Regions from separate parts of the Mus musculus genome. Here region 2 is linked to region 1. A link is a loop called in an ENCODE intact Hi-C map of the cell type or tissue named here. Cell type or tissue: left cerebral cortex. All regions are shown on one strand. Each heading gives the region's core, and the rest is flanking DNA. Links, peaks and the distances in the headings are about the cores only.

What was found. Hi-C counts contacts between places; a loop is a spot of excess contacts. Peaks named below come from ENCODE experiments on the same cell type or tissue, not always from the same donor. Only the 100,000 strongest peaks of a DNase experiment are listed, where the experiment ranks them.
Region 2: it touches region 1 in a loop (8-fold over the local background); 3 of 42 quality-filtered maps call a loop at or near these places.

The regions. Positions count from the first base shown.
Region 1 is chr13:111,096,364-111,099,286 of GRCm38, forward strand. No RefSeq gene overlaps it. Among named protein-coding and RNA genes, the nearest start is that of 3110015C05Rik, 130 kb to the right of the region's middle. In left cerebral cortex, for the core only: no CTCF peak of the experiment used is centred there; DNase peaks (open chromatin) are centred at 533, 1,186, 1,783 and 2,647; H3K27ac peaks cover 2,500 bases.
Region 2 is chr13:111,043,194-111,046,116 of GRCm38, forward strand. No RefSeq gene overlaps it. Among named protein-coding and RNA genes, the nearest start is that of 4930526H09Rik, 140 kb to the left of the region's middle. In left cerebral cortex, for the core only: no CTCF peak of the experiment used is centred there; a DNase peak (open chromatin) is centred at 1,466; H3K27ac peaks cover 2,068 bases.

The DNA.
Region 1 (2,923 bases), core at 276-2,775:
TTATTCTCATAAATGTTTTCCAATTTTAAAAATTCCACATATGAACAGAGTTGTCTCGCTTCTTAACAGCAGAGGAGAATTTTTTACAGCTTTATAAAAGTATACTGATCTTTCTAAATTGGGGCATTTATATCACCCCTTCCAAGGCTCATGGAACATCATGGAATAAGGGTTGGGAAATATGTACAAACCAAGATGAGGGAGAGATGCAAAATGGTATCACCGGGATATGGCATGGCTGTTGTACCCATGAATATACTCCAGCTACGGTTATCTGCACAAGACCAGCACAAAACTGGGTCCCTGGACCCATGGATTGGGGAGGCGTCCACAGGGGACTATTGGCAATTAAGGATAGTTAACAGAAGAGATATCATTTTTGTCAGTGGTGTACTCACAGATAAATTGACCTTGCTAACCTGATAACATAATACCACCAACTCTTGTGCAGGAAACCCTTCTCAGCGGGCCACACAGGTCAGGAAAATAGACGAGGACCTGTTGAGAAGAGATCCTGTAGGAGATGGCGGGGGATGCGGGAGAAGGAGGGTAAAATCACTGGAGTTCATTATAGACATGCATAAAACTGTCAAACAAACATTCCGTTTTTAACTTGAGTGATTTCTGGATTGTTACATACTTCCTTAGAGGCAGAAAAAATAAGTGTCCCAGCATGTACTATGACAGTACCCAGACAGGCCCATGTCTCCCTTGAAGTCATAGACGTTTCATTCCAAATTTATTTTTACATATGTCAATTCTTATATCTTCTTTCTGTTATTCACATAGCACAGAAGCCTAGGGGACAATGAATTATTATTAGTTTGCTTAATTACAAGGTTAAAAGTAGAAGCTATTTTCAGCTCCCCTCATAGGTAAAACTTACCTATCCCTTCATATAATTTTTTTTTAAATCTTATTCAAGTGAAATTTTTATTGAAGGCTTGGAGTCCAGAGATACATTTCTAATTGTAATGTGTTTTAATCCCTAGGGTCTCCTATTAAAATGACAGGCTTTGACCTTGAATGCCTTTTGCTTTAGGATTCAATACTGCCCTGAACAAAACCCCACTCATACATTCTGAAAGGAATCATTTGTTCCAATCCCTATGGCACAGTAAAGAACAATGCCAGACAATGTGGCTTGCCCACATGATGAGGCTGCCCCTAAAATAGGAATCCCAGAATATCTGCTCATGAGACTGGCAGCTGGAAGCATCTCGGGCGCCTGGAGCTGTTAGAAATTCAGAAAAAAAAAATCTTTGCTTGCCTCTCCTCCCTAATTCTAAAAGTCTCAACAGCTACTTTGAGAGGTCATACTACTAGCTCAAGTATAACTCGTATACTGACAAGCTCGTGTAACTGTCTTTACTATCATTACATGCCAACGGTATAATTTTCAGAAGAAAGTTTAGGGGTTTGTGCTGCTCTCTCTGTCTCCTAGGCAATGCTGGTTCAAACCCCAACCTCTGATACATAGGCTTCTAATAGCATGTAGAAAAGAGTGACTTGGAAAATCACTTGAACATCTAGGATCTACAAGGAGATCACCACTTGCCACTTTCAGATTCAGATGAGACACAGAAGCTGACACTGGCCACCTGAAACCACAGCTCAAGTCTATCTCTCCTGAGCCCAGATGAACTTTCCATAGCTCACCCAAAGGAACCTCCAGCTCCCCAAGTAGCAAAAGCTGAAAAGTACAATCTGAATAGCCACAGTGAACGATGAAAGATCTGAGCTAGCTGTTCATGTGGTTTGTTTTGTCCTCTGTCTCTTCTCCTTGCACATCGAAAGTTGCTGATGAGATTCCCTAAATGTATCACTTGGTGAGTCTGTCAGCATCCAGCTTAAATGGAAGCACTGAGCCTCAGTCGCTGACTGTCCCACATTCCGACAAGTCTCTTCCACCAAAGACCCCTATCATGCTTGACAATAAACAACTATTCAACAGATGATGTGGTCCGGCTATCAGGCTCTAGAGTCTACTCCATGTTCCCACTGGACCCTGCCATAATTCCCACAATACCTATTTCACCACTGACAACTCTAATACAAGGTTCCCTCTGCATAGTGTCGAACAGGTAGGACTGACTGTCGCTACTACCTTACATCACTGACAGGGCTCCATCTTTGTGACTCCTGCTCAACCCTGGAAACCTCTACATCAAATCAGGTCACGTCCGAGCCCTTAGTATTCAATATGTTACCTCCCAAGCCCAAGGACGTCAAATAGATGCTTGGGATGCCCAAGATGATTTGTGCCTCTTTAGCGATGCAACACATGGTTGTTTGTCTTTGGTTTTGAAAAGTTTTTTTTTTTTCCCAGATAACATGCATGGCAAACTAAAGTACCACAAAAGAAGGGAGATAATACATTCTGGCCTTTAAAAAGCCTAGGAAGGCACACTTACAATAAATCATTCATTTATAGAAAAGCTCAGTCCTTGAAGATTTCTAAGTCTTATTGTTAAACACTTCTAAAGCCCATTAAAGGAAAGTGGCACACTAACCCCTCCCTATGCCATCCCATTCTCTCTCTACGTAATTGCTCAGTTGTTCACAAAGGCTGGGCAGGAACAAGGTGGTCTGTCATGCGAGCAGCCCACCACCCTATAGCACCAGATGCTTAAAGTACCAAATTTAAATCTTCACATACTTCTCACAGATAAGTACATCTGCCCCTGTACCACCATTCCCATGAAATAACCATACTTCATGAAATGGAACAGGGCTTGATATTTTGAGTTTCTGAAGAAGAAAAAAAAAAGAAGAAGAAGAAGTCTTAAGCAACTAGTAATCTAAGCACTTCCTAAGAATTTGACAATTTATTTCTGTACTGTAATTTGACCAGGTATGTTTTCATAGGACCCCACAGCTAAAGAAGACAAGAGATACCCAGTCATCTGTGATTAAAGGCCTG
Region 2 (2,923 bases), core at 164-2,663, 53 kb before region 1:
TTTCAGAACTATGAGAATTCATAGTTCACAATGCAGAATACAGTTGGGTGCTTCCTGGACTCTGAGCATATTATTGTAGAGAAATCAAATAAATAAAAAAATATTTTCCTGAAAAGTTTTTTCCTTATAAAATTTCAGAGGAATTAGCCTCATGAAAAGCAGAAGTCATTCTCTCCTGCTAAACTCACAACTGGAGTTTCCAGAGCTGAACTGACGTCTGTAATAAAGATTAGTGTTTATTTCGTAGGTGACATGTTTATACTTTGATCGTTAAAAACATGTCTACATTAAACAGCCAGGACCTGATTGGGCTTCCTATTAAAATGGAGGCAATAACCTTAGCTTCCTTAAATCACCTCTCCCCATGCTCACACCACTGCTGAGGCGCAGATACTCTCACTTTGCTCTTCTAACTTTTGATTTCCATGACCAGGGTCAGCAGTTATGTGAGCCATTGGGCTCTGGGGCTGATGCTACTGTTTAAAACTCAGCCCCATTGGCATGACTCAATTCAAGGTTGTAGTGGGGACAAGCACTTCTCCCTTCTAGATTCAATGATGACTCTATGACCTTATGACCTGGATCCTCAGGAGATCAAGCCTTGGCCACACTGAAGAAAGGTCTGTTTTGTGGCATGTGGTTTCCTTCCTGGGTTTGGGTTTTAGGTTACAGTCTCAAATTTCAATGTGAGATGTCACTCCTGCACCTTGGGGAGGATGTGGTGTGTGGTGCATGTAAAAGGAAGAGATAAAACTCTTCTAACCAAAACGGTGTCACCAATAACATAGGATTAATTACAAAAGGGGTACAGTGAGAAATGGACAAGGTATTCGGCTAATGAAACTCAGCGTGTTATTTTATTCATAAATAGCACACAATGGGTAGAACTTAGCATGCTATTTTATTAGTAAATAATACACAAAGAGTAAAATTTACCTGCAGGATTTGGAAGAGTTGCCAAGATGGTATTAATGTAATGATCCCCCCCCCTCACACACACACACACACACACCCTTCCATTCCAAGCAGCAATCTATTATTTCAAAATCTTTACTTTGGCTTCTGTGTTCTATTCAAACACACTCTATTTTTCTCATGGCTGGACTCTATCCTCTTCCAAACAAGTCCACTCAATTAGGAGTTGATTTTTAACTGGGTAGGAAGTTTTTAAGAGATAAAGGGTCTAGGACTAACAAAGGACCAGCCTTGGATGATAGAAGCGTGCTCTGCAGACCTGAGCCATTTGGCACGTAGCCTCTCCACTTCGTTTTCTCCCTCTTTCTCACTGCACAGCACACCAGCTCTCAGGCTGAACCGTTCCCAGGATGTTATCTTGCTTCCCCAGCACTGTGACTCCAGGTCTAATTTATGCTTCTCTGGGTAACCGTGTGCGGAGGCTTGTCATCAGCCTTGCTCTCCAAGCAAAGCCAACTGCCGTCTGCTAGGCACTTGGTGAGCACATTATGTACACATAATAAGATGTTGTTCCCTCCACACAGATGCATGAGGCTAAAAAAAAAATAGCATTATCATAACATCTTCCAGCTTAGCTATTTTGAGGCTGCTGCACCCCCATATTACAAAGCCTCGCTATTTATACGATCATGCATATGGAAGACCCACCCCTCCAGGGAGATGTCAGTCCAGTGTGCTCAGAGACAAAAATTATAGGCCCCCAAACTTAAACATAAACTCATCCTGGCTGCTTATCTTGGTTGAATGCCAGCCAAGTTTATTAATAATTTTTAAGTAAGAAAGAAACAAAGCGATTTTAATTTGATAGAAGATAAGGAAGCAACATGAACAAGAGCTATAGCCAAACTCAGCCCAAAAGGTGAACCTCCTGGGCCATAGGAAATGGGGAAGAGAGCCAAAGAGCTGCCTGTGCTGGCCCTGGCTGGGCTATGACTTACAAGTGACGATGGCTGGGTTCCTTTTCTAGGACTCATAGTTCACCGAGATATCAAGTGAAAGTGTATCTTTTTTATTGGATATTTTCTTTATTTACATTTTAAATATTACCCCCTCTCCCAGTTCCCCCCTCCTGGAAACCCTCTATCCAATCGTCCCTCCCCCTGCTTCTATAAGGGTGTTCCTCCACCCACCCACCCACTGTCAACTCCTTGTCCTCGATTCTCCTACAGCGGGGCATCTATAGAGCCTTCATAGGACCAAGGGCATCTCCTCCCATTGATACCTGACAAGGCCATCCTCTGCTACATGTGCTGCTGACGCCTTGAGTCCCTCCTTGTGTACTCTTTGGTTGGTGGTTTAGTCCCTGGGAGTTCTGGGGTTAGGGGAGTGGGGACTTCTGTTTGGTTGAGATTGCTGTTCTTCCTATGGGGTTGCAAACCCTTCAGCTCCTTCAGTCCTTTCTCTAACTCCTCCATTGGGGACCCCATGCTCAGTCCAATGGTTGGCTGTGAGCATCTGCCTCTGTATTTGTAAGGCTCTGGCAGGGCCTCTCAGGAGACAGCTATTTCAGGCTCCTTTCAGCATGCACTTCTTGGCATCCACAATAGTGTCCCACCTGGAGATCTATCCCATATACAGTTACCAAACCCAGACCCTATTGTGGATGCCAAAAAGTGAAGGCGCACCTTTACTGGCATGAAACCTTCTGAGTGGTCTTAACATAGTCTGCAGGAAAGCAATAGGGACACAAACCACATTGGCCTGACTTTTCAGATTCCATGAAGAATTTCTTCTCCAGAAGAATCGGACCCATTGTGAGGAAGCCTATTTTTATTAGCCCATCACAGCAGAAAGGTAAGTGATTTCATGCCTGTCTTCCAAGAAACTGCAAGACACTCATGCATGCTATTAGCTCAACTAGCAAAGACAGACAGGACAGTCATAGGGAAGGGCTGGGTGCATAGCATCAGTTCTCAACCTTCCTAACACTGTGACCCTTTAGTACAGT